2 separate regions of the Homo sapiens genome follow, and region 2 is linked to region 1. A link is a loop called in an ENCODE intact Hi-C map of the cell type or tissue named here. Cell type or tissue: PC-9. All regions are shown on one strand. Each heading gives the region's core, and the rest is flanking DNA. Links, peaks and the distances in the headings are about the cores only. Region 1 overlaps SUSD6 (sushi domain containing 6). Region 2 has its middle 10 kb from the start of CCDC177.

Region 1 (15,869 bases), core at 4,658-12,657:
AGCCAGGGTCAACAAGGCCGAATCATCAGAAGCCAAGCCAGTGACAATAAACACAAAGGTCCCGCCCTCTCCCAAGGAGACATGTGTCTACTACATGGGAAGAATTGATCAAGCCCTTTGTATTTCATAGAGTGTCACTTGTTACTCAGAATAACAAAGGATGAAGCAGAATTATTTTATAGCCCTGTTTTTACTTGGTCATAACTTCCTGAAACACATTTTGTGCCCCCTCCCCACTGAAATACCAAAAATACTTTTGTGATTTAAAAAGAATGAAAAAAAAAACTTGGCCAAGAAATCTTGAAGACAATCTGTTTACCTTCCCTGCACTACTTCCCAGAATTTTGGATGACTAAACAATTCTCCTTTAAAAGATCTGGTTACTGGCAAAGCTAATAAGTCAAAGAAGTTAAACAAGAAAAAAATCTCCATCACCAGGGATGCCAATAAATCTAGGTAGAAAGGGGCTCCTAAAAGAAGAAATACCAATATAGCTACGAAAAGCAAGAGGAAGCAAAAGGACTACCAAATGGGAAAAAGATATTTCTTATTTTTTAATTCTAATGTTATATTCTCCCAGTTGTGTTTTGGAATCATGTAAAATGCAACCTTCCAATCACATCACTGTGCTGACGAAATAAAAAATGTCTTTAAAAGAACAGATCCTTGGCATTCTCATATTTAATATGTAAAGTTTCAAAACTGACTCCAAATGTTCCTAACAAATAGCATCCCTGAGGAATATCAGCTCTGAAATACCAACAGGGTAGCCTCCCTGAAGAGAACAAATAGTTCACAGTGAGATCACTTAGCTGATCTCACTCCAGCACCAACATCTCAGAAGGGCATTTACCACTCTTTGCTACTCGTCTTCATGTATGGGAAACCAACATGTGTTATTTGAGAATTTAGGGACTCAGAAAACCTCACGAATATCAAGGATCTAACTCTACTCAGTATGCACTGAATTGATTCAAACAGAATCCAAGAGATATGGAAGAAACAGGGAGCACGTTCCAACCTGAGTCTGTCTGAACCAAGCAGCTGTGGTGTCATAAAACCAGAAGTGTGGAATGATATCAATTGGTGCTAGGATCTGATCTTCCAATATGGGAATATTTATTTGTGTACCGAGCAATGTTCCAAATGCCTTACATATACTATCTTATTTGATCCTCACTACAATCTTATAAAGCAGACATTATCATCCCCATTCTGGTGAAATACAGACAGTGAAGTCACAAAAATTATCCAAGGCAACACAAGCAGCAAGGAATGCAAGCAGTATTCAACCCAGACAATCTGACTCCAGAGTACATGCTTTTCATCAGACTATGCAGTCATTCCAAAAAACAAGGTGAAGAGTTGAAGCATAATGGTACCTAGATATAATACTCAGTTATACTCATGATCTCAGTGGCTCCATGAGAGCTGCAGGTGGTATTTACTATTTTGAGGTGTACATGAATTGAATCCCACTCCACCTCATAAGAGACAGCTATGTGAAGAAATCCTAGGGACAATCCTGTTCTTAAAAAGTTATAGTCAGTCAGGTGCAGTGGCTAATGCCTGTAATCCCAGCACTTTGGGAGGCCAAGGCGGGTGGATCGTTTGAGCCCAGGAGTTCAAGACCAGCCTGGGCAAACCCAGCAAAACCCATCTCTACAAAAATATTTTTAAAAAACTAGCCAGGTGTGGTGATGCATGCCTATAGTCCCAGCTACTCAGGAGGCTAAGGTGGTGAGGCGGGAGGATCACTTTAACCCAGGAGGCAGAAGTTGCGGTGAGCTGTGACAGAGCCACTGCACTCCAACCTGGGCAACTGAGTGAAACCCTGTCTCAGAAAAAAAAAGTTATAGTCACACCCTCATCTTTCAGTGAATTCGGATTTTCATGTGTTAAATTAGCTGAAGATGAGGTCGATGAACAGGGCTGGAAAGAAGTCAGCAGCCAGGGAACTCCTCATTCACATTGCACCATGGAAACGTTATCTCTAAATGTTTCTGTCCCTCTGGGCCCCAAAGCTAAATCTGAGGCAGGCCAAGGTCTCTCCTGATCTGATCCCAGTCCAGGCAGCCAGGCACACCAGCACAGGCCACCTGGAAGGGCTCCTCACACCCTCTGCAGGCTCCCACTCCCAAGTGATGCACTGCACTCTTCCAGTGGGTAAGAAGTGGTGAGAGGTGTTCATCTGGAAACCTACCTAGAATCATTGAAGACTGAGTGTTAACCCTAATTTTTGTTTTATTAGCATCCTGTGCCTCTCTTTTGCAGAAAGTCGGGTAGGTAAGAAGAATAACCTCTAAGCTGGCAAGTTAGCAGGGTAGTGGGGCACCATTGCTCAGCAGATGGAATCTGTGTTTAATGAGGACTTTAACCCAATAGGGACCCAGTTACGTGGACTCTGGGTTTCTTTTATTAGAAAGTTACAGTGCGAGGGTGGTACCATGTGTTGTCAATGTTTTAAACATGGCACAACAATTAGTGTGCAGAGGGTAATTTCTCAATGCCTTTTCATGACACTAGGGTTCATCGAGAACTATAATGACCCATCCAGCCTCCTACCATAATCTCTAAGTTTTTTTTATAGTCACAGGTAATTACACCATGGAGAGATTACATCACTTTCATCAACAGGGTTTGCAGCTGACAGGAAGATGCTTTGCGGATGTTTTGGGAACTATATCCTCATTTAGCAAACTATTTACTACGTCCCTATTGTTCCTTTCCAAGAATAGAACCACCTTGGCAAACCTTGTGCCTAAACTGGAACCAAACAACCAAGAGCCACTGTAGATGAGAACAGAAACAACCACAGAGGGCCAGGCGCAGTGGCTCATGCCTGTAATCCCAGCACTCTGGGAGGCCGAGGTGGAAGGATCATGAGGTCAGGAGATCGAGACCATCCTGGCTAACACTGTGAAACCCCATCTCCACCAAAAAATACAAAAACATTAGCTGGGCGTGGTGGCGGGCGCCTGTGGTACCAGCTACTCGGGAGACTGAGGCAGAAGAATGGCGTGAACCTGGAAGGTGGAGCTTGCAGTGAGCCGAGATCGCGCCACTGTACTCCAGCCTGGGCAACACAGTGAGATTCCATCTCAAATAAAAAAAAAAAAAAAGAAACAACCATAGTGGGAAACATGGTGACCCAGAGATGACTCTTGTATCCTTTTTATCCATCAGGAGAAAACATCATCTCTTTCTTCCTCCATCAGAATAATTTTCTGGAGGCTGATCTGAGCACTTCAAACAGGAAATACAAAAAACAGGTCTCAGTGAAGCCTGTCACTCAGCACAGGTAGCGTGGCTCCCAGAAAAGACCATAGGCAAGAGTCAGACATACTGAGCACAAATCCCAGCCAGCCTCACCACTTAAAATCATCAGTTTCTGAACAAGTTATTGAACCTGTCTCTGGTTCAGTTTCTCCTTTATAAAATGGTTGCACAACTGCCTAGCTGGGGTGTTCTGAGAGCTTTATATGGAACGATAACAGAGCCTGACACATAAGTGATGCTCTATACACATTAGTTTCCCATTTGTTTTCTCCTCTCAACTCAGTGTACATTCTCTCTGACTCGAGGGTCCTTCCAAGATGAGGTGAGCCAGGGCCACCTGCCAACATCTCTCTGCTACAGGCTAAAGCCAAGTCATCTCCCAGAGAACCTAGTTCTCAACACTTTCCATTTTCAATGAAAACTAACTGCCTGGCTTTCTGTCATGTAGAAATGCAGATGGCTGTTTTCCCTGCTATTCTAAAATTGTTTTAGGTGATTGTGTGATGTTTAACACGGCCTAACATGTCATGGCAACATTTTAAGGGGAAAAAAATCAGAAACAAGTAAAATACTGAGTTTGTTTAGTAAATAAGCTCAGGAAAGAAAGAGAATGCAAACAAAAACTTTTTATGAGTCAGCAAGCCAGTTGGATTAAGATCAAACTATGCAAACATGAGCTTTCTGGAAAGCAATGGGGATTCCTGAAGTAAATTAATCCCTCCTTACTGGTCAAATTTGATAACTGCTCCAAAAATCTCTTATCCCCAACTCAAACAGTACTTTGCACCTTAAGTTTTGTGTTTCAATGACAGCAAAGAATATCAACTGCATAAAAAGTCTACTGCACCTTGTAACTCAACAGTAGGTCACATACCAATTCTGTTGTTGTTATTTGGGAATTACATCACACACTTCATTTTATATGCCAAGTGCCTGCCTTCCAATCATTTTTATTAGTCTACACAACACCAACTTAACATTCTTAAGGATTATTGTTTCTGTTTTGCAAAAGACACAAAGAGGTCATGTGATTTGCCTCAGGTCATACAGCAAGTTTCTTAAGACTACAGGTAAAATGAAAGACTTGGAGACCTGAGAAAGGCTGCTACAGAGAAAAGATCTTAATTCCGCCTAGTCCAAGAAAGGCAAATTGGATAGCATGTGCATAGATTTTATTTTTAATTCTGGTCTATCCACTGCATGGTGTGACTAGGTGTGAAGAATAAGATACGCCTCCTTTTGCCACTCTTAAAAAGGAAACTTATCAATAATTCTCCCCATTTAAAGGAATGACCAAAGGAAAGCTGGACCCAATGCCTCTCTAACACCTTTTCTGCTATAACTGCAAATCTCGAGCTGTAGATGAGAGAAACCAGTATGGAAACTGAACTTTAAACATGATGTAATTTTACTCCAGAACTCTCAAGTACCTGATTCTTCCTACCTTAGACTGTGATCAAAACTGTGATATTTGATGATGAGATGATACAGATTATGATGACTGTGGTATCTACGACCAGAGACGATGCAGACAAATTGTCTCCAGAGGATGCCCAGTTACCTATGTCTAGTGGTATTCTCAGAGTCATGAATGTGCCTGTACACACGCATATAGCCAGGGTCTACTACAGCCCACTGGATAGCAAGGCTGTATATTTTACAAGCACCCACTTAAAAATGTCTCTGAAGTGGGTGTTCAGGAGCAGCTATAAGAACAGGTAAGAAATGCAAGAAGGAGGCCAGGCGCAGTGGTTCACACCTATAATCCCAGCACTTTGGAAGGTAGAGGGGAGAGGATCACTTCAGCCCAGGAGTTCGAGATCAGCCTGGGCAACATAAAAAATTTTTTTTTAATTAACTGGGCATGGTGGTGCATGCCTATGGTCCCAGCTACTCAGGAGGCTGAGATGGGAGGACTGCTCCAGCCTGGGAGGTCAAGGCTGCAGTGAGCTATGATTGTACCACTGCACTCCAGCCTGGCAACAGAGTAAGACCTCATCTCTAAAACAAATAAAAAGAAAAAAGAAACACAAGAAGAGGAAAAGAGGCTTTTCCTGAATTAAACTGCCTTTCCTCGGCTTCAGAGTATCTGAGATCCTGGTTTCTGGACAAGCCTGCTTGGCATGCTGCTTATGCCAGGCACGGCCATACAGGTGTGCTTTGGGTTTCAGGCCTAGAAAGGGCACCTACTCCCCTAGAAGCTACTCCAAAGAAAGGGAAAAACATTGGTAGCAACTTAGTACACAGGATCTAAGCAAAGGTGAACCCCTTTCCCCTGCCAGTACACATGTTTTATGGGGAGTAGAAAAGACTTGGAGGTTGGGGTGGCAGGGAAGGAGCATTCTTTCAGGTGGGGGAGGGGAAAGAAAACAACAGAGCCAACTTTCCCATCCTGGTCTGAGCCCACACTATAAACAGACACATTTTTCCACAGTGGAAAATAATAATCCCTTTATCCAGCCAGTATGGAACCTGATAATGGATTTCGGATCTTGAGTGGGAAGCTGGGAAGGTGTGGGTAGTTGGAAAATGAGGTGGGGAATGGGAGGGATGAAGCCAACAAAAGGGAGGTTAGGGGTAAATAGGATAGCTTAATGACACTAGAGAGGCTTAAGGCAGACATTATGCCACTAACACCACACGCCAGGGCAGTTTCCTTAGAGGAGCCTTGGAAGAGGCAGGTCACAGTGGTATGCCAGGCACCAGGCTAGGTCCTGGCCCTACCATTAGCTGTGAGATTCTGGGCAGCAAGTGCACAGTTCTCTGAAGCCCAAGCTGGTTTTGACTAGGCCTTCCTTCCTTCCTGCTCTGACAGTCATTCCATTCACATGCATACTTATTGAGCACCATTTGTTCTGGGCTGGGGAAGAACCTCTTTTACAAAGACCCAAATATTTTAAAGCCTCAACATTTTAGGCTTTTCAGGCCACATGGTCTTTGTCATAACGACTCAACTCTGCCACTGCAGCACAAAAGCAGCCATAGACAATATATACATGAATGAGCACTGCTGTGTTCCAATAAAACTTTATAGACATTGAAATTTAAGTTTCATATACATTTTTACATGTCATGAAATATCTTTCTGATTTTTCCAACCATTTAAAAATATAAACAGTTAACTGGAAGGTTCTACAAAAGCAGATGGCAGGTAGGATTTGGCCTGTGGGCCAGTTTGCCAACTTCTGCTCTAAAGACACAGTGGTGAATAAGAGAGTCAACCACACTCTGTGGTTCTGCAACTAGCACTTCTAGAGGCCTCCTCTGGTTTTGGGGTGACCCTATGAAAGGAGGCTCTGCTTCATTTTGTTGCACATTGGTATAGCCTGGTCTTCTCTTCCTTTGAAACCTCATATAACCATGATGGCCACATTGTGGGGTCCCAATCATCATGGCCCCCTGGGCTGTGCCAGGGGCTCCTCATGCCTAGGGGGAAAAGGCTTGGGTTAAGTGTCAGAATAGGGTGGAAGGAAAGGCACATCTATATGTTGGTAGTGGAGAAGGCTACAATGAACAAAAAAATCTGTAATTGTTTCTTCCAACAATTCAGAAAAGAAAAGAAAAAAAAGATTAGCTGAGACTGTGCCATTATCTGTTTATGTTGGATAAGTGGGTGGTGGGAGCTGATAGAGAATGAAAGAAGTAGCACTAAACTATGGAGGCTCTACAGCCACAATATACCACTCCCCTACTGTCCCCACCAAAGTCCCCTTCCAGGATCTAGTTCTGAGATCCCTCTCCAGGAAGCACTGGACAAGGAAACTGCCATGTATGTGTTTCTAACAAAGTCCAGTAGGAACACCAGTATTGGTGAGTTCAATGATGATTCTGGAGTGTAGACACAGAGGTAGGTTGTGGCACACCACCCAGAGGCCTACCGTACACACCCAAACATGTCCTTTAAGGACATTTTGTCTAGAAGATCACACAAAGACTGCCTAGAAGGGTCTCTGGAGCACTGTTGAAGGCAACAAGGGCTGTACAAACTCAAAAAGGTTCAATGGGCCGAGCACGTGGCTGACGCCTGTAATCCCAACATTTTGGGAGGCCAAGGTGGGTGGATCACCTGAGGTCAGGAATTCAAGACCAGCCTGGCCAACATGGTGAAACCCCGTCTCAACTAAATAATAAAAAAATTAGCTAGGTGTGGTGGCATGAGCCTGTAGTCCCAGCTACTCGGGAGGCTGAAGCAGGAGAATCGCTGGAACCCGGGAGGCAGAGGTTGCAGTGAGCCACGATCGTGCCACTGCACTCCAGCCTGGACAACAGGGTGAGACTCTCTGAAAACAAACAAACAAACAAACAAACAAACAAAAAGGCTCAATGGGGCATGTCTAGCCCCTGCTAGGGCCCGTCCAGCTCACCATCTTCAACCACAAAGTCCTTAGAATCATCAAAGCATTTACTGAGGGGCAAAGAAGTGACTTTAAATGTTATTCCAGGTAAACCCATTCATCTGATGGAGGGAAAAACTGAGCCCTAGAATGGTTAAGTCGCTTGCCCAAGATCACAACATTTGTAGTGTCAGTGACCGGGTCTTATTTTCACTAAATTACAATACTTCAACTACCCACTCATTCTGAGAAAAAGCGCAGAAAGACGAACAAACAAAAGACAGCTAACAATCATTACATACTTATTTTATTACCTCAATCTTCACAACCACCCAGTGAGGTAGGTATTATTATTATCCCATTCTGCAGCTGAGGAAACAGAGCCTTGCAGCAGTAAAATAACTTGTTCAGAGTCACAGGGCAGGCAAGTAGTGAGAATGGGCACTGAACACAGGCAGTCTGATTCCAAAGTCTGTCCCCTTAACCTGCATATTGTGCTCTGAACCTTACACCTCTGTCCTCCTGATGATGATTATGGCTGGGGGAGAGGGGTGACAAGGTTACCACCAGCAGGCTCCCACACGCCCCTCCTCCAGGTGACTCATTAGACCTCAGAAGGACTGGCTCCCTGCTATATTTACCACAAAAGCCCTCCACCCTCTGCTCTCCCTGAAACCGCCTGCCAGGAGGAGAGTCCCCTGTCCTAGTCTTCGAGAGAAACAATGGTATTAAATATTTTCCCACCCACACACAGAAGGCAGGTCAGGACTTACCGGAAGCAAGTCCGTCTCCAAGCAGGGTGCAAAGGATCACTAGCGGAAGGAACACTCCATGTCCCACGGAGGCCACGGCAAACACTGAGGTGCTCTTTGGTGCTATCCTGCCATGGCACATCTTTTATCCGTCCAAGTTTTTTTAAAAAGAAAAAATTTAAAATCCAGAAGAATCCTAAAGTCGGCCGGGAGCTGATTCACCTGTAACAAACAAACAAGGACATAAAGTGAAAACTTCAGCCATAAGTTAGTTAAAAGCAGCCACTTTGGTAAGGAAGCCATAATCACACACAAAGTTGAGAGAATTCTAGCAACTATTCGAATCCCTGCTGCCAGGAGAGGCAAGCACAGAAGTGGCTTTTCAACTCCTCCCTGGGGAAACAAGGCCTGCAGCGTGCAGAAGCCAGGAGGTGAGCTCTGTCTCACCTGGATGGCAGTCAGGCACAGCAGGGCTTTCAGAAACTGCCCAGCTCTGCCCCACCGCCTGCCTGGAGGCTCCAGCAGAGAGACGGCTATTGACACAGAGCTGCTACACCCAAGTCAGGCTTTGCCTTTGCCACTTGGACTCAGAACAAGTTCAACTAACCAAAAGGAAAAAAAGAGAGAGAACACGTGTCGTAAAGAGAGAATACACCGCCTAGAGAAGGAATGCAGCAGTGGGAGCTGAGGGCCCCAGCCTGCTTGCTAAACTGCCAAAGGCTGATGAGCCGGAGGACCTGACTCGACAGCCGTGAATCTCATTAATCAAGGCTCACCCAACACACCTGTGACCACATTATGTTGGCTGTCCCTGAAAAAGATGAGACGGGGGGAGGCATGGAGAATGGGCTGCAATTGCTAACTAGCCCTACCACCCACCCACTCTAGTTCAGACAAAGACTTCAGAAAAATAGGAACCAGTAGAGAGACAGAGAGAGAGTGAGAAAGAGTGTGTGTATCAGAGCTCAAGACTTTAAAGATTCTTTTCTATAAGCCTTTAGGGAGGTAAATGGGTTGACGATACATTACAATACATTATGGTGTGGGCCTATTATATTTCAGTTAACTTATTTAATTTCATTTGCCAGTTATTTTAGTTTACAACAGGTATTCCATATAATATTACACTTCTTTTTTTTAAGTTACACACACACACCCCCTTCTCCATTAATAAGGCTTTATATGCATAGATTAGGGAGTCTGCCATCTATAACCCTAATAAAGGATGCCCCTGGGACTCTGCCAGGGATACTACCCAGATCTGATTTTGTTTTTTTTTTGAGACACAGTCTTGCTCTGTTGCCCAGGCTAGAGTGCAATGGCACAATCTTGGCTCACTGCAACCTCCACCTCCCGGGTTGAAGTGATTCTCCTGCCTCAGCCTCCCAAGCAGCTGGAATTACAGGTGCCCGCCACCACACCCAGCTAATTTTTGTATTTTTAGTAGAGATGGGGTTTCACCATGTTGGCCAGGCTGGTCTCAAACTCCTGACCTCAAGTGATCCGCCATCTCAGCCTCCCAAAGTGCTGGGATTACAGGCGTGAACCACTGCACCTGGTACCAAATCTGATTTTAATCTGTGTCTGAAGCATGACTCAGGCCTACTCTCCCCTCCTAAAGAGGGTAACTGAAAACAGCAACGTAAGTTGTCTCTGTCCAAAGCAAGACTCTCTGTGAGAATTGTCAAAGGTTCATGAACAGAGCTGGCCACTGGTCCTCACCCATTTCCCTCTAATAATTGTGACTATAGCAGTCTTCTGTCCCCAGGTTTCACCCAGACTCCAGTTTGAGCCTTTAAAACTGTAGAACAGGGATGGTTCATGCAGAGGTCTGGGATGGAGTCTGTGAGTGACCACCAAACAGTACACAAAACTGTGTGTCGAATGTGTGCCCATTTATGTGGCTAAGAACAGTAAAGTCAGAATGCCTGGATTCAAATCTGTTTCTTTATTATGACCTTGTGGTCAAGTCATATAACCTCTCTTAGCCTTAGTCTCCTCATCTGTAAAATAGGGATAGTAACCATACTAACTTCGTAGAGTTGATGTAAGGATTAGGATAGACAAAGTGCCTGGCAAAGTGCTTGGTGCTTTGTAAGTCCTCAGTAAACACTGGCTGCTGCTGCTGTTGTAATCATTAATAAGACCTGCACAGTAGGGGCCTTAGAGTTCCTCAAGTTCCACCATCTCATTTGACAGATGCCAAATTAAGGTCCAAAGTGGTTAAGGGATATACTCAGAGGCCCCAGCTGGTCAGTGACAGAACTGGCAATGGGCCCTTTGGTATTGCTGTTTTAGGTGCAGTCACACCAGGTAACCCTACCGGGCAGTTGTCATCCCCTCAAGGCAATAACCAGTGGATCATCAAGAATGACACCTGCATGTGCCACATCACAGCACGTGTATAAAAAATATTTAAGCAGTGAATAAATGAGGCCACATAAGGTAGTGCTTAGGTGTTTTGTGCATAAGTGGTGGTAGTCAGGAAAGACTGCCTAGAGGAGGTGATGCTGAGTCCTAAAGGATGTGAGAGGGAGGGAGGGAGGGAAGAATGGAGGAATAGGGAGGGAGGGAAGAATGGAGGAAGACGGAGGGAGGGAAGAATGGAGGAAGAGGAAGAGGAAGGGAAAGGAAAGGAGGAAGGAAGGAAAAGAAAAAAAAAAGGAAGCACCAAATACAAGTGGATCAGAGTACTATGGGAGCACATTACTCCTGGCAGAGGCTGGAGGCAGGGGCTAAGCAGAGGGGTTTAAACTTTACCCTTACAAGGATTCTAAACAGGGAAATTATAAGACTAAACTCATTTAGGAAGATCATACTGGCAGGGATTTTAGAGGATTTTGGTGGGGTGTGAGGGGACAGGCAAGGGAAGAGCAGTGGGGCCGGCCAAATGGTAAAGAATCTTAAATTTAGTTTTTTGGCGTTTTTTGGTTGTTTTTTAAAAGACAGGGTCTCACTCTGTCATCCAGGCTGGAATGCAGTGGTGTGAGCACAGCTCACCTGAACCTCTGGGCTCAAGCAATCCTTCTGCTTCAGCATCCCAAGCAGCTGGGACTATAGGAGCACGCCACCACACCTAACTTTTTTTTTTTTTCTTTTAAAGAGAGAGGATGTCTCACTATGTCGCCCAGGCTGCTCTCAAACTTCTGGCCTCAAGTGATACTCCTAACTCAGCCTCCCAAAGGGCTGAAATTAGAGGGATGAGCCACTCTGCCTGGCTAGCATTTTATAATCAATATAGAATCCTTCGGAGAGCAACTTGTTAATAACTATTCCAAAAAAATGCACATATACTCTGACTTATCAGTTCTAGAATGTGCCCTAAGAAATCACATGTGCAATGACATATATGAAAGATATTCATGTATTGTTTGTAAAGGCAAAAGACTGAAGTAACCTAAAAGTTCATGAAAGGGGAGTATACTTAAATAAGTTATAGTACACCCAATATAATGGAATACCGTACAGAGGTTTAAAAAGAACAGGGCAATTCAACCTGTGCTAATATGGAATGACTTCTAAAATTAGTATGTGAAAAAAATAACCTGGGTATATGCATGTATTTTTGAAAGACAGACACACACACACACCCCTATAAGCACGGAAAAACTCACCTGGAATAAAGCATAAGAAATTGGTAACTGCCGGGCACAGTGGCTCATGCCTATAATCCCAGCACTTTGGGAGGCCGAGGCGGGTGGATCACAAGGTGAGGAGTTCAAGGCCAGCCTGGCCAAAACGGTGAAACCCCGTCTCTACTAGATATACAAAAATTAGCCAGGTGTGGTGGCGGGCACCTGTAATCCCAGCTACTCAGGAGGCTGAGGCAGGAGAATCGCTTGAACCCAGGAGGCGGAGGTTGTGGTGAGCCGATATTGTGCCACTGCACTCCAGCCTGGGTGACAGAATGAGACTCTGTTTCACACACACACACACACACACACCAAAAAAAAAAAAAAAAAAGAAATTGGTAACTAATGGTCGCCTTCAGGGAGGGGAACTGAGTGGTTAACGGGGAAGGAGAAAAAAAATTTTTAACTGCATATATTCCCTTTTACTATATTGAGTGTTGTACTTTGTACATGTATTATCTATTCAAACAAAATGTTAAGTTAATGTAGCAAGGCCTTCCTATAGACCACTTGTCTCCTCTCTCAACAAACTGCCATTAAAACAAATCCCAAAAACCTAATTGCTCCCTCTACCAGGAATAGAGTCATTTTAGGGGCTCAGCACAAGGGTCATCTAGAGGAATTCTTTCCTGACACTTCACACCACACCCACCTCCAACGTAGAAATGACCCCTTCTTACCCTGCTATGACTGTACCTTTAACAGGTTATTGTATCTATTTGTTTATCTGTCTCACCACACCAGGCTGAGACTTCCTTGAAGGCAGGGACAGTGAATTACTCAACTCGGAATCTTCAATAGCCAGCACAAGGCCTGGCATCTGACAGGCAGGTAGCAAAGGTCTGCCAAAATCATGAATACTGTGGGGAGGAGCCGGTATGGAAATGGAGCAGACAAGATGTACATGTATGAGTTCCTGATCAGTTTTAGGTTTTTTGTTTGTTTTTGGTTTTGCTTTGCAGGAATAGCTGGCTCCTCCCTTACTGCTTAAGCAGCTACCTGAGTCGAGGAACCAATTCCATCCTGAAGCCTAAGACGGGACAGGTGCAGAACAGACGGGGTGATGGAAATGAGGGCTTTGCAAAGAAAAGATAAATAGAAGGTAGTCAGTGGGGTGTTTATATGTAAGGCTAGGCCAAGGGTTACTGCTTCAGAAATAAAACAGAGGAAAGCTAACCCCTAAATCTCCAAAGTATTGCCCAGAATGGGAGAACCCAGCTACTGTGGAGAAAGGGCCACAGTATAAATCTAATCATTTTAAGAAATAATCTGCCTTGAATATAGAATTTAAAAAAACAAGACTTGTCCTTGGATTGTGGCTTTAGTACACCAAGCAAAAAAAAAAAAAAAAAAAAGTTTCACTAGGTATTCATTATCCCTAGAGAAATACTGAGGCTAAAACTTTGTTTAAACAAAAAGAATCCATTTCACTTCAGTATTCCTTTGGCATGTTAGTGACTACTCCTCCTAATTAAAAAAAATTATCACTGAAGAGGAACCTAGAACTAAGCATCAAGTTCAAAACTAGCACTCGGCCATCCTCACAAGGAATATCACATCTGAACTTAGAGCTGAGACAGAGGAGAGGGCCTCAATGACTCAGTCCCACCTCCGCCACCAGCCAGGGAGCTGGTCATGAAGGCTCTCTGCCTTCTGTTTCCACATCTGAAAAAGGCTCTAAGGCCACAGAATTCTTCACCGCTTCTACCCTTCTCTTGCTGTAATCCATCTCTTACCCCAATAGCCGGCTTTCCTCTTCAAAACACAGGTAAGGAGAGTCACCGTTCTGATTTTATTTCTTGGGAACTAGTGCTGCTGCCCCAACACCTGGTGGTAGCAGGAGGCCTCAGCTCGACCGTCAGCCCCAAAAGGGCAGCCTCTCCCACCTCTGTAAACCTAGAATATCAACAGCTGGGTGACTGCCCTACTGAATGTGATGTCGTGGACACTCACTTCCTGTCCGTAAGTTCCTCCAATGAGGAAGAAAACTGCCCTCAAGCCACAGCTCTGACCTTGAGGAAGTCACTTACTTCATCTCTGCCCCTGTTTCCTCATTTGTAAAATGGGGCTGTTACTTGCTTTGACTATCTCCGTAGACTCTGTTGAGGCTCAAAAGGAACAAAATATGAGGAAATGCTTTGTAAACTAGAAACACCTGGGGCTTATGTTTATTGTCTTAGCCAGAAGCCAAGACAGCAGAGGGCTGAGAAATGATGACACGCACGGTGGGCTTCTGGTAAGGGCCTGCAACACAAGCCCAAAGTTCACATGGTTTACTTGCTTGTTGTTGCCACAGATGCTTCCAAGTTAACCCAAGAGCCTGCTAATAAGTTTAAAGGTGCCCTGGAGTCACCTTCAAAAATGGCTCTGGCCTTGGGAGGCAACAGCAGCAGCAGCTAGGGCCAGCCAGGAAACAGCCAGGGCCCAGATCTCCTCAGTCCACGTGCCTGGGGCCCACCCCTGCTGAGAATGCCATAGTCCTGCTGAAGGTGCAAGGTCATCTCACACTATCAAACACTATCAAACACTTCTCCTAAAGGCAAGAGGGGTCTGATTCAGTCAAGCGTGGCTCCCAGGTGCTGCGTGGGTAAAGTCAGACTCCGTTTACATGTAATTTTTATTTTTATTTATTTATTTATTTATTTTTTCCGAGACAGAGTCTCACTCTGTTGCCCAGGCTGGAGTGCAGTGGGAGTGGCACAATCTTGGGTCACGGCAGCCTTTGCCTCCTGGCTTCAAGTGATTCTCGTGCCTCAGCCTCCTGAGTAGCTGGGACTACAGGCGCACGCCACCATGACTGGCTAATTTTTGTATTTTTAGTAGAGACAGGGTTTTGCCATGTCAATCAAGCTGGTCTCTAACTCCTGACCTCAAGTGATCTGCCTGTCTCGACCTCTACATGTAATTTTTAGAACAAATTTTTTCCTAAACCATGGCTCCTCTGTCCATTAGTTAAGAGAGGGAACTGGGATGATAAAACCAACATAAATCCTTTTCTTGCCTCAGACTAATCTAGACAGAGGATAATGGTAGTAGTGGTGAGAGTCCAGAACAACAGAGTTTATTCCTTTAATTAACTATGTTCACCAACCTTGATCCTGCCACATGATGAGAAAGGACAAAGAACAGTTCCAGAAACATGAACAGAAATTAACCCGCTAATTACATTTCAGGTTGTAATGATAACAAGTCCTAACACTTTGAAGTCCAAAGTTCCCCAGAGGGGTGTGATAAGTAAGAGAAATGACTAATACAGCCAAAGCTGCCCAGGCCCTTCCTTAACCTCTCTTTCTTCCCTGCAACATCTCCCCTCTGTACTCCTACTCACCCTGAAATGGCCAGGCTACAGTATCAAAACATATCTAAACACTTATTGGACCTTAATGCCTCCTACCCCCCAAAATTCAGTTATTTATAGATGCCTTCTATCTTCTCCCATTGTGGATCAATGGATTCTTCCAGTCCTACTAACTTCTATATCTTCCCCTTTCCTTTTTGCCACTAACACTTGAGTGCTTCGACAGCCACATATTTTACCGGACTCTGACATCCTTTCAGGCCAGAATATTAACTTATCCATTTCCTTTAATCTCCAGCTCCTACTTGAAAAGGCAAACATCAAACTCCTGTTAAAATCACACAGCCTCCAAATCACAAACATTACCCTCAGCTTTCCTCTTAAGCCACCTAAGCCATTACACAGTGTCAGAGGTTTTTTTGAATTGCTTTGATATTCCCTGCGCCCTTGTCTTCCACCCCCAGAATTGCTCACATCATCTGGGCAACACGCTTTCCCCAACTTCAGACAACAGGAAAGCCAGCAGACACACTACCACCCCACCTAAGTCTTCTCTTTAACAAGTCTCTAGCAC
Region 2 (15,869 bases), core at 4,159-12,158, 73 kb after region 1:
GTCAGCAAAGAGCTGCAGCGTTTATGTGGCTTTTCCAGCAATAGCTTTGTATGGTGTAGGGGGCAGCTTTGATCTCTGTGTTGCTGGGAAGGGTTGAGAATGGAGGAGGTACAAAGAAGAGAAGAAAGGAGGGCCTGCACACACTTGTTCAGGCTCAAGACCTTGCGCCCAGCACCTGAAGGCTCTGTACAGCCCTGAGGAGTCAACAGGTGTGATTTACACATTTAAAATGCAACTTTGATACTAACCCTCAGGCAGAAATATTTGTCAGTTTTAGGAGTATATTGTGGAATTTGGAGTTAAGGGGGGTGTCTATCAACGCATCTTGTTATCTTTTGGAGTTAGGGAGTGTCTATGAATGTACGTAGTTTTCTTCTAGTTATGAGACATTTAAATATTTTGTGATCGTATTAACAAAGACACTATGTCTACAGTCCTACTCTCTGGATGCCTCAGCTTCGTAGATTATTCTAAAGTCTTGCTGTATAATATGCCTCAGAAGAGGACACGGCTTTTGTGACAAGTGATGACACAGATGCTCAAAAACAAGAAGTAATTTGACAAGGTTACAGAAATTTTGCAGAGAAAACCACATAATTAACAATCCAGGCTGGGCGCAGTGGCTCCCGCTTGTAACCCCAGCTATTTGGGAGGCCAGGGTGGGTGGATCACCTGAGGTCAGGAATTCAAGACCAGCCTGGCCAACATGGTGAAACCCCATCTCTACTAAAAATACAAAATTAGCCAGGTGCGGTGGTGTGTGCCTGTAATCCCAGCTACTTGGGAGGCTGAGGCAGGAGAATGGCCTGAACCCGGAGGCAGAGGTTGCAGTGAGCCGAGATCGTGCCATTGCCCTACAGCCTGGGCAACAAGAATGACACTCTGTCTCAGAAGAACAATAAAAAATAAACAACAACAACAAAAAAAAATCCAATGACTCCCAGACCCCCCAAATTTAACAAACTCAAGGACCCAAGTTCCCCATGGGTCACCCTGGCCTCAGAACCCTGCAGCAAATCCTCCAGACCCTTCTATCTTGTCCCAGACCCCAAGAGCCCTCACTCCCTCTTCCAGCAGGCCCATCTGTAGCCTTTCTAGAGGCACCGAATGTTCAGTTTGGGAATCCATCCTGGGATCTCTCAGACTTCCCCACCAAGACACACACTCTGACTCTAGCCTTCCTAATGTCCAGTTCTCCCTAGAGCCCCTTGGAGCCACAAGTCTCAGCAACACCCACCCCCAGCCCACCCCAACCTGTACAGGACTGGCTCTTTCACTGGGTCCAGGAATAGGATTCAGTGAAAACCCATTGCCTCTGACTGGTTGCCTTCTGCAGCTTCCCTAGGGGACAAGAACACCTCCCGGGCTCTTGCACCTGCACTCTAGAGGCCTCATTTTTCTCTCCCTGAAACTGGCATTGTTGGATGGAAAAATGGTCTCACACTCCTGATGCCAGCCCTGGATAGAATCCTCTGTCCCCATAAGGCCCTCAGTGCCAGTGAGTGGTCCTCCCCTCCCATTGTCAGTTTGGTAAGGCACTGCTTCCTCTCCATTCCACATGAGATGATTTGCAAGAATCAGAGCTTGGAAAAGATATCTGGGGTTCAGTGGGGGCCATGCCCATCCACCCAGAAAGACAGCCACTTGCATGTAAAGTGTGTGTTCTTTAGATTATCTCTTTGCAATCTTGGGGTCTTAACTGGCTGTTGGCCCAGCACCATCTGTAACTGTGTTTGAGTCTGAGTGTCTAGGAAAACCATGCTTGTTTGCAGTCTGCCATGGTTCCCTCCACTCGGCACTGCCGTATACCTCACATGTTTACAAGAAGCTGCTGTAGAGGATACAGTTATCTGGCTGACATCTGAACATTTTTAAAACAGAGGGCTTTATGGTGAGTGAGGCAGCTCATTTTCAGTCAGATCTTCTCTGGGAGGTATGAGGAAGGTATTCTCCAGCAATTGGTCCCCTCCCCAGGGACAACCATTGTTAACTAGTCTTTGTACCTCTATGAGCTGATCTGGATTTCAATCTTGATTCCACTAATTATCTAGGGCTAAAAGAGGGTAGGTGTAAACCAGTGCTCACCTCTGCTAAATGAATTCTTGATAGGCATCAAACATCTTTAAAATCTCCAGTTAAATTATTGTCTGTTCTTAACAAGGCAAAGCAGCTAATTTTTTTTTTTTTTTTTTTTTTTTTTTTTTTTTTTTTTTTTTTTTAGACGGAGTCTCGATCTGTCACCCAGGCTGGAGTGCAGTGGTGCGATCTTGGCTCACTGCAACCTCCACCTCCCGGGTTCAAGCAGTTCTGCTGCCTCAGCCTGTCGAGTATCTGGGATCAGAGGCATGTGCCATCACACCCGGCTAATTTTTGTATTTTTAGTAGAGATGGGGTTTCACCATGTTGGCCAGGCTGGTCTTGAACTCCTGACCTCAGGTGATCCACCTGCCTTAGCCTCCCAAGGTGCTAGGATTACAGGTGTGAGCCACCATGCCCAGCCGGATATCATTTTTTTTTAAATGGGGGTTATACATACATATATCTGCTGTTTGTACTAATTATCGTTTGAAGCATAAACAAGAACCTGATTTTGGTGCCACTAAGTCGGGAAACTGGGAGACAGGAGTCACTGGAAGACTTCCTTCTTACTGTATATCCTTTTGTATTGTGTGAATGTTTTACATTTGTATGGTTTCTCTTATCCAAAAATAAACTTTTTAAATGTAAAAAAAAAAAGTGGGGGGCGGGGGGCGGGTGCAGTGGCTCATGCCTGTAATCCCAGCATTTTGGGAGGCCAAGGCAGGTGGATCACGAGGTCAAGAGATAGAGACTCTCCTGGCCAACATGGTGAAACCCCATTGCCTCTGACTGGTCGTCTCTACTAAAAAACCCACAAAATTTAGCTGGGCATGGTGGCGGGCACCTGTAGTCCCAGCTACTTGGGAGGCTGAGGCAGGAGAATTACTTGAACCCGGGAGGCGGAGGTTGCAGTGAGCTGAGACCGTGCCATTGCACTCCAGCCTGGGCAACAAGAGTGAAACCCCGTCTCAAAAAAAAAAAAAAAAAGAAAAGAAAAGAAAAAAGAAAAAGAAAAAAATACAGAACAAAGTCCACATCCTTTAACCCAGTAATTTTACTTCTGTGACTCTATCCAAATGAACCAATCAAAAATGTGCCACTTGTAAGTAGTGCAACATGAGAAATACACAATATCTCACATTGGGGGATGTCTCAATAAGCTATGGGAAAATATATGAAGGGATTTTATTCAGACAATGGAAAGATGTTTACATACAGTTCTCGACATCACTATAAAATGCTTATTGTGTTAAAAGAAGGATGGTATTTACTTATGTATTAAATATGTAACTTAGGTTTGTGCAAGCACTGTTTTTAGTGTTTATAACTACTATTGGCTCATTTACTCCTCAAATAACTCTCTGTGGTAGACACTAATATTACCCTCATTTTTTGGATGAGACTGAGGGATGGGAGGTGGAATCCCTTGCTCAGAGTCACACAGGTAATAAAAGGCAGATCTGGGATCCAAGCCCAGGCCAAGCACCCAGAGTCTGCCTCTAGCCCCTCTCCTCCACTGCCTCCCTAAACATCTAGACAAGCATAGACACATCAATAAAATCATGCATATGCACAGTATGATTTCAGTATGTTTTCTTTCTTTTTCTTTTTTTTTTTCTTGACAGAGTCTCAGTATGATTTCAGTATGTTTTCTTTCTTTTTCTTTTTTCTTTTTTTTTTTTTTTGACAGAGTCTCAGCCTCCCAAAGTGCTGGGATTACAGGCGTGAGCCACCACACCCGGTCCCAGTATGTTTTCTTAAGCCTAGAAAAGAAATTATGCCAAATGTCATCAGTGATTGCCTATAGTAGATAAGGGATTTAAATGATTCATTTTCCTTTTTCTAATGCTTTTTTTCTACTTTAGATATTGCACATATCTCTTTTATCAATGAAAAAAAAGAAGAAAGAAGTAAAAGAAATCTAATTCCTTGTAACTCCTTCCCACTGACCCTAGATTTTTCTGGAGGCAGTGCTTGTGCCTCCCCATATCTCCTCTGCCAGGAGTAAGTGGTTTTTCCGCCCCATCCTGCTCACTGTCCTGGTGGCAGTTCTCCAGGCGAGACAGTCTAATTTGTCCATGTGCAGCCCGGGAGCATGCAGATCTCCTGGTGGGTCTGACCAGCACACAGGGGAAAGAGTCCATCCCCTTCTCCACCCCAGACACTACTTTATCAGCGCAGCACAACAAGATCGTGTTAACTTTACCAGACCAACTGAGACTCCAGCCTCTCTCACTCAGCCCAGTCCAGGCAAGTCCACAGTACCCTGGGCCCAAGCACAAGACCTGACATTTATCCTAAACAATTTCTTGAAACTCAGTCTAGAAGCACAGCTCACTTAATCCATTCAAGTTGATGCTGTTTCTCAAAGATGCCAAACCTACCCCTGCCTACAGGCCTTCCCCAGACACTCCCCACCTGGCTCCCTTTTGCCACAGATGTCAATTCCTAAGAGACACCTTCCCTGGCCATTCAGTGTAAAATGGACTTATCCTATTGCCTCACTTTATTTTTATTTATATTTATTTATTTATTTATTTATCAACTTCTTGGGCTTAAGCGATCCTCTCATCTCAGCCTCCCAACTAGCTGGTACTACAGGCGCACGCCACCATGCCCAGCTAATTTTTTTTTTTTTTTTATAATCAGGGTCTCACTACATTGTCCAGGCTGGTCTTGAACTCCTGGGCTCAAGGAATCCTCTCACCTCAGCCTCCCAGCGTGCTGGGATTACAGGTGTGAGCCACTGCACCTGGCCATGACTTTATTTTTCATAGCACTTCTGTGAAATGTTTTAAAATTGGTTTACTTCTTTATTTTCGGTCTCCTTCCTAGGATGTAAGCTCCATGAGAGCAGGACTTTGTCTGCCTTACCTCACATGTCGCCCAACACTTGGAAGGAGTTCACTAAATCTTTGTTGGATGGATGGATGGATGATGGATAGCGGAGTGGAGTTTGTCAGTGCTGGTGAGACCCTCAGACGGTTTTCCAAGCCCAACTCACCGCATATTAGCTATGTGACCTTGGGCATGTAGCTTACCCCTGCCAAGTCTCTGTTTCCTCATCTGTCACCTAGGGACATCATTCCTACTTCTTAGAGTCATCATGAGAATTAAATACAATGCAAAAGTGTGTGGCAAAGTGAAACAGGCCAGGCATCTAAATGCTAACTATGATGATTTTCATTATCTCTCTGCCCAGATTAGTGTCATCTTTGATCACTCTATCTACATCCAAGTTATCAATATCCCTTCAATGGCACAGCACTCAGGACAGCACTGCCACTAAAGATGCCACCATCTGGCTATGCTCTAATCGGGCATATGTGTCCTCATCCCATCTGCAGAGGGTCTACAGGGGCTTGCCTCTTGTTGCCAGCACTGCCTGGCTCTGCAGCCTACTCAAGAAAAGAAAATGAAAGCAGCCTGACTCCATTCGTCATGATTCCTTCTTTTCCTTTTGAGGCTCACAGACAGACCGTTGGCCAGCCTCGCCCAGGACTGACGTCAAGTTCATCTTTTGCCCTTGTTTGGGCTGGGTCCTCTGGCCCAGCGATGGAACACTTGTGTACCTTCACCTGGTGCCCTGGGCTGCTCCAGACCCTGGCCTCTGGCTGTGCCAAAGCAGGAAGGACAGACTCAGGGTGTTGCCTGTTTGCTCTGGTGGGGAGAGGCTAAGAATCGCAGTGACGTAGGGAGAGAAGAAAGATGGACCCATGTGGCAGGAGATTGTGCTCAGGGTAGAGTCAGCAAAACACTGACAAGATTCCCCAAAACTCTGGCCAGAAAGTGCCTGAGATCTCCGTTTTTAGATTCTGTTCTTTAAAGATACTTCATCTGTATGTGTCCTTGAGTAGAAGGCAAGTTCTCCTTGAAGGGGACACGTTTCTCTGCTGTCATCTTAGGACAACTTCTTTGAGAAGGAGACTCTAGTTCCTGCAGCCATTTGAGAAGGGGGCTGGAGGGGCTGAGCCAGGAGGTTTTGGGGGTGAGGCCCAGGTAGAACTTTGTGGCAGGGAGTGCTGGGGTGTGCACCCACATGGGCCACCCCACAAGTTGATGGGGAAAGGGGGCAAGTAGGGAGTACAAGGATGGAAGGGGTTCTCTTCTCCCCACCCACTTTGCCTGGCTGACTCCCATTTGTCCTTCATATCTCAGTTTCAGCACCAATTCCTCAGGGAAGCCCTGCAGGCCTCAGAACAAGTGAGATCCCCCTGTCATTCCCTCCCAGAGCCCACACTTTTTATCCATAGCTCTTACCACAGTTACAGTTAAGGCTGTCGCAAGGTGTGCGGGTATCTCGCCTCCATCCACGAACTCTCTGTGATGGCAGTGGCCAAGTCTATCTGTTCACCACTGAGTCCGAGCACCCAGCCCTGGGCCTGCACACAGTAGGCACTCAGCCATATGGAGTGTTGTATGAATGAATACATGAATGGAAGAATGGACAAATATAACTGGGAGGACACAGTGCAGAGGCACTGCAGCCCCTTCTCATTTTTCGCTGGCCTAGTTGGACACAGAGGACTTGGGTAAGCGGGGGGAGGCTGACATTCCATTTCCTATGCTGGGGCAGGGGAAGCTGGTGTTTCCCAAAGATCCATATTGTCATTGTTCCAGCTGCATAATGAATAACAGCCGTTCCTCCCCAAGGAGGAAGTCATTTTCCGAGAATCAACATAAAACCCACAGGAAAGGAAATAAACATTTAATGCTCACCTACTATGCCAAGCAGTTGGGTATCTTATTTGACTCCCACAACCATTCTGCAAATCAATTATAATTCTTATTTTTACAGATAATGCAACTGAGGCTCAGAGACAATAAACAACTTGTCATGTTCATTTTTTAAAAAAAGAAAGGCCAGGCACGGTGGCTCATGCCTGTCATCCCAGCACTTTAGGAGGCTGAGGCAGGGTAATCGCTTGAGATCAGGAGTTCGAGACCAGCCTGACCAACACGGTGAAACCCAGTCTCTACTAAAAATACAAAACTTAGCCTGTCATGGTGGTGCACACCTATAGTCCTAGCTACTCTGGAGGCTGAAGCAGAAGAATTGCTTGAACCTAGGAGGCAGAGGTTGCAGTGAGCCGAGATGGCACCACTGCACTCCAGCCTGGGCAACAGAGTGAGTGAGACTCTGTCTCAAATAAATAAATAAGAATAAAAAAGAAAGAGCTGAAATTTGGATACATGTATGTGGTTCCAAGCCCATGCTGTTTCTAGTGTACCAAGCTTTGGTGGCAGAGGGTGTCATGGTAAGACATCCCTAGTTCTCAGTGTCGGGGGAGTGCCCACGGCTGACTCCTTGCTTGCCTCTCAAAAACTGAAGGCATAGATGGGGAGAATCTCCCAAAAAAGGAGGAAAGCAGAAGAGTATGAACAGAGAAGTGGGACCGAGTGTACTTCCATTTATTCCTCAAACTCTCACTGAATATCTATGTCAGACACAGGGGCTGGGGAGGAAATGTCATAAAATACAGGTCCTCTCCTCACAGAAGTCACTGTCTAGTAGGTGAACTGGATAAGAAAATAAAACATTACAATTCAGTAAGTTTGCGGTTATAGGGGGTTATTATTTATTCCTTTTTTATGTTTGAAGTTATTTTTTATCGATGTTTTTTGTTTTGTTTTGTTTTTTTGAGACAGAGTCTTGCTCTGTCACCCAGGCTGCAGTGCAGTGGTGCAATCTCGGCTCACTGCAACTTCCGCCTCCCAGGTTCAAGCAATTCTCCTGCCTCAGCCTCCCTAATAGCTGGGATTACAGACGCACACCACCACGTTTGGCTAATTTTTTGTATCGTTAGTAGAGACGGGGTTTCGCCATGTTGGCCAGGCTGGTCTCGAACTCCTGACCTCAGGTGATCTGCTCACCTTGGCCTCCCAAAGTGCTGGGATTACAAGCATGAGCCACCACGCCCGTCTCACCCAGGAGTTTTGATACCACACCTAATCACACACCAATTTTGTTGATTCTCTCATACCTTGTCTCTACATGCAGATGACCAGAGGAGGGACGCCACCTGGTGGTAAGAGTGTGGAGTGAGCATTGAGTTCCCTTCTCAAAATTTGCCTCCAGTAAACAAAATAATCCTGCCTTCTAGTCAACCCTATCAAAGAGCTGAGCATCAGGGAAAAACTCCGATCTCCAGGAACAAATGACAAAAAAAAAAAAAAGTAGAAGGCACTGTTTCCAAATGGAGCAGAGGAACTGAAATCCAAGTTAGAGACATGATCTATAAACACACAGGAAAGCAACCAAAAGAAAGCTTGGATTTGCTCATCATTTCATCTAAATGTAGTGATAATAATAATGACTTTCCACTTACTGCGTAATACTACGTTCCAGATGCATGGGTACACTGTGCTGTGTGCTGAACATATTTAATCTCCTTTAATTCTCAGCAACAACCTTATAAGGGAGATATTACTATACCCATTTTATGGGGAACAAATGTCAGTTCAGAAAGTTTGAGTAACTCCCAGGATCACACAGCCAGGACCTGACAAGCTGGGATTTGACTTCAGGTCTGTGGACTCTGAAACTCATGATATTAACCATTAGGTTAGACACCTGATAGATATGGCCATTCAACAGGTTGAAAGTGGATCTCATCATCTTTGCTTCTCTTCCTCCTCCACTTCACACCTCAGCGAACAGCACAACCTGTCCTCCCCACACCTATCCAGTTGACCAAGCCAGACATCCAGGCAGGTTTGTTTTTGTTTTTGTCTTTGTCTTATGTTTGAGACAGAGTCTCACTCTGTCATCTAGGCTGGAGTGCAGTGGCACCATCTTGGCTCACTACAACCTCCACCTCCAGGGTTCAAGCAATTCTCCTGCCTCAGCCTCCCAAGTAGGTGGGGTTACAGGCACCCGCCACCACACCCGGCTAATTTTTTATATTTTTAGTAGAGAGGGTTTCACCATGTTGGCCAGGCTGCTCTCAAACTCCTGACCTCAAGTGATCCGCCCACCTCAGCCTCCCAAAGTGCTGGGATTACAGGCATGAGCCACTGTGCCTGTCTCACCCAGGAGTTTTGATACCACACCTAATCACTCACCAATTTTGTTGATTCTCTCTCATAAATTCACATTTTTTTCCTATGCTCTCTATCCTCACTGCTGCTGCCTTAGTTCAGGCCATGCCCATCTCTTGCCTGATTAGAGGGTCTCCCAGCAGTCCCTCTGCTTCCCAGCACATGTGTGATTATTTATTTATTTTTATTTATTTATTTATTTTTTGAGACGAAGTCTCACTCTGTCACTCGGGCTGGAGTACAGTGGCACGATCTTGGCTCACCGCAACCTCCGCCTCCCGGGTTCAAGCAATTTTCCTGCCTCAGCCTCCTGAGTAGCTGGGATTACAGGCACCTGCCACTATGCCCAGCTAATTTTTTGTATTTATGGTTCCACAGGCTGTACAGGAAGCATGATGCTGGCATCTCCTTGGCTTCTGGGGAGGCCTCAGGAAACTTACAATCATGGTGGAAGGCAAAGGGGAAGTAGGCACGTCTTACATGGCTGGAGCAGGCAGAAGAGAGGGAGCAGGGAGGTACTACACACTTTTAAACAACCAGCTCTCATGATCACTCATTTACTCACTATCACGAGAAACAGCACCAAGAGGATGATGCTAAACATTCATGAAAGACCATCCCCATGATCCAATCACCTCCCACTAGGCCTCACCTCCAACACTGGGGATTACAATTGACATGATATTTGGGCAGGGACACAGATCCAAACCATGTCATCCCTTTAAAGAAGTAATTAAGGCTGGATGTGGTGGCTTATGCCTCTAATCCCAGCACTTTGGGAGGCCAAGGGAGGATGGCTTGCAGCTAGGAGTTGGAGACCAGCCTGATCAACATAGCAATACCATCTCTAAAAAATAAAAAGTAACTAAGTTAAAGTACAGTCATCAGGGTGGGCCCTAATCCAATGTGACTACTATCCTTATAAGAAGAAATTAGGACACAGGAAACAGAGGGACAAATGTGAAGACATAGTGAGAAGGTGGCCATCTGCAAGCCACGGAGAGAGGCCCCAGAAGAAACCAAGCTGCTGACATCATCATCTTGGACTTCTCGCCTCCAGAACTGTGAGAAAATACATTTTCGTTGCTTCAGTCACCTAGTCTGGGGCATTTTGTTACAGCAGCCCTAGCAAACTAATACAATCAAGAAAGGAAATCAGACTCAGCAAGGCTGAGGGACCCACCTAGCGCTGTCTAGCTCCTTAGTAATGCATTCATCACATTCTGCCTGTGACCACTCTCTTATGTTGATTATCAGATAAAATAATGGATTTAACTCTTATTATTTAACTTCTTGAGTGTTTGGGTCTTATTGCTCCAACTGGCACTCAGGGTAAGGGGCCTTGTCTTCCCCTTCTCAGTATTTGCAGATATCCTAGCTGAGCTTGGTGCATCTTAACAATAACTTTTTGATGCATTTCTTGTTGTTGTTGTGTGGTTGATTGACACATTTGGATGGGTAAAAAGGAGCCTGATGGCTGGGCATGGTGGTTCATTCCTGTTATCCCAGCTGCTTGGGAGGCTAAGGTGGGAGGATTGCTTGATTCCAGGAGTTTGAGGCCAGCCTGGGCAACATAGCAAGAACTCATCTCAAAATAAAAGTAAAAATTAAATTTAAAAGGAGCCTGATGGTAAATTCCTGATCCCCAAGAGACACATACAAAGGTAAATTCCTGATCCCCAAGAGACACATATTCTGCCAGTGATCACACATATTCCCAGAAGTAGAATATGACTCATCTCTGAATGTCTAAATATATATATTGGGATGACTGGTCTGAGGCATCATGGAAGGCAATGGTGCATAATGTTCTAAATTAGAATTGTCCATTAAGAAGAAAAAGGAGGGGGGGCTAGGCACAATGCTCATGCCTATAATCCCAACACTTTGGGAGGCCAAGAGGGGAGGATTGCTTGAGCCCGAGAGTTTGAGACCAGCCTGGACAACATAGTGAGACCTCATCTCTACAAAAAATTAAAAAATTGGTGGGCATGGTGGTGCATGCCTTTAGTCCCAGCTATTGGGAGACTGAGGTGGGAGGATCACTTGAGCCGTGGGGGTTAAGGACATAGTGAGCCATGATCGTGCCACTGCACTCCAGCCTGGGCAATAGAGCAAGACTCTGTCTCAAAAAATAAAATTAAATTAAAATTAAGTTAAAATGTAAAAAGAAAGAAATACATCAGTGCGTGTGTGTGCGTGTGTGTGTGTGTGTGTGTGTGTGTGTGTGTGTGTGTGCGTGCATGTTGGCAGGCAGAGGCACGGGGGAGAGGCCAGTGGGAACAGTGGCTGTGATGCCAGTGTAGCCTCTCTGAAATGGAAGGGGCCTAAAGGGACTGAGCAGAGAAGTGGCTTATGCCAGAGGCAGATGGCCCAGCAGGAGAGGCAGAGACTGGAAACAAGCCTGGCTCCTGAGCACCAGCCTGTTCTTTCAAGCACAAGCATTTCACAGAGGAGATGCCCATGGGGCAGCACCCCTGGTTCCTGGTCATACTCAGGAAGGAGGACGCTTCTGCAATATCATACAAAAGGCTGGTGGATGGAATGAGGTGCAGCCCTTCACAGAGTGAGAGAAAAGCCCATTGGATTAATCATAAGGCTCCCTCTACATCTCCGCAGTGACGCAGCTTCACAGTTAAGGGCAGGCTGGGCCTCTCCTGTCCCACGAGACAGTTCTTAAACATGAGCATCACCTGCTTAAGAAGCCTAACTCTGAAGATTCACCAAAGCAGCTTAATGGCTCAGGGTACTTTAGGTAGTTTTATGGTACACAGAGTGGGCAAAGTAGCACTACTTAGATCTCATTTCCTCTCGATGCATCCAGCAGGAGGGCTACCACTTACTGGACCCTAAGCAATTGAGAGCAGAAACAGACAAGAACCTGTCCTGCAGCTTGCAAGTCCCTGCCACCTACACACCAAAATGTAACAGTGGTGGTCTTTCAGCAATGATTTTTCTACACGTGATTTTTTTTCCTTCCTTTTCCTGTACTTTTTCATTTCCTCTTTTGATGAACATATATTACTTCATTAAAGTATGAAATAAAACACTTTACTTTTAACAACTATTACCTTTTACCTGCTGGTTTGTGTCCTAAATTTCTTCTTAAGGCTTTAGTCTCAGAAATTGGGAATGGTTACACATTAAGCTGTATATAGTTCTGGGTCCAATCAAGATACAGAAACCACATAGCAATTTAAACAGAGAAGCCTAACACAAAGAGGTATGAAGCTAACGGTTCCCCAAGGCTGAAGGAGAGTATTCAAGGAAGGACAACTTGGAAGGAGAGTTCCCTCCTCAAGACTGGGGAGCTGGGTGCAGTGGCTCATGCCAGTTATCCCAGCATTTTGGGAGGCTGAGGCAGGAGGATCACCAGAGGCCAGGAGTTCAAGACCTTGTCTCTACAAAAAAAAAAAAAAAAGATTGGAGTTCAGACCTCCTTAGAGGAGGTATTGTTACAGCCCATTGGGTGACACAGAAGTCTGCCCAGGGCAGAGCCACTCCACAGCTGTTGAGCAAGCAGGAAATTATAGGTAAGCTGAGGCTGGTGGGAGGGAGCCAGAGTGCCACTACGGGTATGAGGCCTGGAACACCTGGTGTCCACCTCAGGAAGGCACTGGAAGGTGGTCACCAGGCCTGGGCCGGGGCTACAAGGTCACCAAGGGGCTGTTATGGAGATGCAACTGGAGCAGAGTACCACAGACGTTCCCACACAGCTGTACCACCACTAACCACACAGCAGGGGCAAGAAAAAGCAAATAGCACCGCACACAGGATTGGGAAGAGTAACCCCCTTCCTCCTGCAACATTGCCCTGGTTCCCCCTACTGGCAAGCCTTCATATTGGGCTCACTGTCAGGCAGAAAACGCTTACAGCAAACGCTTACAGCACATCACCCCAGAGAAGGTACTGTAGGGTGAACTTGGAGCTATGAGGCAATACATTGATGACTGGCCCAAGCTGTTATCAGTCATTAGGACAGGGGTTGGCAAAGTGTTTCTGCACAGAGCCCGATAGTAAATACGTCAAGCTTTGTTGAGTCAGACAGTGTCTGTCCAAACTACTCAAGTCAGCCATTGTGGTGCAAAAGCAGTACAGATACTATACAAACAAATAAGCATGACTGTGTTCCAGTAAAACTTGATTTACAAAAACCAAGCAGTGGATCTGGCCCACAGATCATAGTTTATCAACTCCTGATGTAGAACTTTAGAGTGAAAAAACCTCTGTTCTGCAAATTCGACTCTACTGAGAGGAAGGAGAATGGATGAGCGTGAGTACACTGAGCTGAAGTGGGTGGTGGGGGCTGTGCAAAAGGAATTTAAATGGAGATGATAATGTCTACACTGTATTTGTCTAGATTAGTGAGCTAGTAATATTAAAGGACCTAATGGTGTACCTAATTGTTATTATCTGTAAGGGTCTGTGTAAGGCAAAATAACAGTCCATATTGTGCCTTCCTTTTTGAAAGACGAAGTTGAGGCTCAGAGAGGTTAAGAAACTTGCCTAAAATCACACAGCCTGGAGGAGCTGAAATTAGAACTACCCATCTGCCTTTTTTTTTTTCTTTTAATGAGACAGGATCTCACTCTGTCGCCCAGGCTAGAGTGCAGTGGTTGCAATCCTAGCTCACCACAATCTCAAACTTCTGGGCTCAAGTGATCCTCTCACCTCAGACTCCCACAGTGTTGGGATTACAGGTGCCAGTGACTGCACCCAGCCCCATCTTTTTGCCTCCCAAGCCCACATTTTTTACCATCATATCCACTATCCCCACTCATAAGAAGCAGGTGAGTGTTCCCAAATTGGGCTGCTGTCTTTACTGGGTACTATAATAAAATTGGATTTAACACTCTTAAATTACAGCAGTCTAGAGCTCCCAACCTGAAGTGAAATCCATCTCCTGAAATGTCCAAGGCACTTAAAGATGAGAAGTGGGAGATACCTGACAATTCGATGGCACCGCATTGACTACCAAGTCAGTTCCAGCAAAGTGGCTGGATATGTTGGTGTCCTATTTCAAGGCCCCCTTCTCCTGCCCTCTCCTTGCATGACCTTCCCAGATGCAGAATCATTCTTTAATCAAAGGTAGAACATTTGTCGGGCTTCCCCTTAAGAACTTGCAAATACTGCAGATGTTGATTCTCACCATGTCTGTAAGATAAGGTTTATCAAAATAAATGGTAACCAGCCGGGCGCAGTGGCTCACTCCTGCAATCCCAGCACTTTGGGAGGCTGAGGCGTGTGGATCACGAGGTCAGGAGATCGAGACCATCCTGGCCAACATGGTGAAACCCCATCTCTACCAAACATACAAAACTTAGCCAGGCGTGGTGGTGTGCGCTTCTAGTCCCAGCTACTCAGGATGCTGAGGCAGAAGAATTGCTTGAACCCGGGAGGTGGAGGTTGCAGTGAGCCAAGATCGCACCACTGTACTCCAGCCTGGGTGACAGAGTGTGAGACTCCATCTCAAAAAAAAAAAAGAAAGAAAGAAATGGTAACCATTGTATCACTGCTTACTGACAATGTGCTGGTCTAGGTACTTTGCATATAGCTGTTCCAGTTCTGCTAACACTCTTGGAAGGTAGGCATTATTGTCCCTATTTAACAAATGTGAAAACTGAAGGATAAAGTTAACATCTACATAGTTTTTCCACAGCCATGATTAGCCATTGAGGGAGGCAATTTAATAAGATTCTATGCAAGGGGGGAAAATGAGGTTTGGAGAGGCCAACTTGCCCACCCTACTCATCTCCATCTGAATCTACATGTCTACAGACACTCAGTTTGGTGTGGAAATATTAATACAATGCATGTGATCCACTTCAGAATCAGACAGAGCCAGGTCCAAATCCCAGCCCCACCTGTACTAGCTTTGTGACCAACTGCTTTTCTCTATTCAGAGCAATTTTTAATGTCATTTCTACATGTCTTTTTTTTTTCCCCCCGAAACGGAGTCTCACTCTGTCATCCAGGCTGTAGTGCAGTGGCGCCATCTCAGCTCACTGCAACCTCCGCCTCCCAGGTTCAAGCAATTCTCCTGCCTCAGCCTCCCAAGTAGCTGGGATTACAGGTGCCTGCCACCATACCCGGCTAATTTTTGTATTTTTAGTAGAGATGGGGTTTCACTATGTTGGCCAGGCTGGTCTCCAACTCCTGACTTCAAATGATCCACCCACCTCGGCCTCCCAAAATGCTGGGATTACAGGTGTGAGCCACCGTGCCCAGCCAATTTCTACATATCTTGTAAAGAGGATTATTCCTTCCTTCCTTTTTTTTTTTTTTTTTTTTTTTTTTTGATGGAGTCTTACTCTGTCACTCAGGCTGGAGTTCAGCGGCGTGATCTCGGTTCACTGCAACTTCCACCTCCCAGGTTGAAGCAACTTTCCTGCCTCAGCCTCCCGAGTAGCTGGGATTACAGGTGTCTGCCACAATGCCCAGCAAATTTTTGTATTTTAAATAGAGACGGGATTTCACCATGTTGGCCAGGCTGGTCTCGAACTCCAGGGCTCAAGTAATCCATCCAACTCGGCCTCCCAAAGTGCTGAGATTACAGACGTGAGCCACTGCACCCAGCCATCCTTCCTTTCTTGACAGAGTCTCACTTTGTTCCCTAGAGTGAGAGGCTGGAGTGCAGTGGCACAATCACAGTTTACTGCAGTGTCCAACACCCAGGCTCAAGCAATCCTCCTACCTCAGCCTCCAGAGTATCTGGGACTACAGGTGTGCACCACCACGCCTGGCTAATT

What was found. Peaks named below come from ENCODE experiments on the same cell type or tissue, not always from the same donor. Only the 100,000 strongest peaks of a DNase experiment are listed, where the experiment ranks them.
Region 2: it touches region 1 in a loop (5-fold over the local background); 2 of 110 quality-filtered maps call a loop at or near these places.

The regions. Positions count from the first base shown.
Region 1 is chr14:69,651,231-69,667,099 of GRCh38, reverse strand. It overlaps SUSD6 (sushi domain containing 6), which reads right to left. Exons shown (of 6, transcript NM_014734.4): 2 at 8,387-8,587. The coding sequence starts at 8,507. Among named protein-coding and RNA genes, the nearest start is that of SUSD6, 48 kb to the right of the region's middle. RefSeq lists an enhancer at 8,621-9,401. In PC-9, for the core only: no CTCF peak of the experiment used is centred there; DNase peaks (open chromatin) are centred at 8,269 and 8,959; H3K4me3 peaks cover 1,024 bases; H3K27ac peaks cover 3,344 bases.
Region 2 is chr14:69,577,406-69,593,274 of GRCh38, reverse strand. No RefSeq gene overlaps it. Among named protein-coding and RNA genes, the nearest start is that of CCDC177, 10 kb to the right of the region's middle. In PC-9, for the core only: CTCF peaks have their summits at 7,871 and 8,072 (motif pointing left); a DNase peak (open chromatin) is centred at 8,074.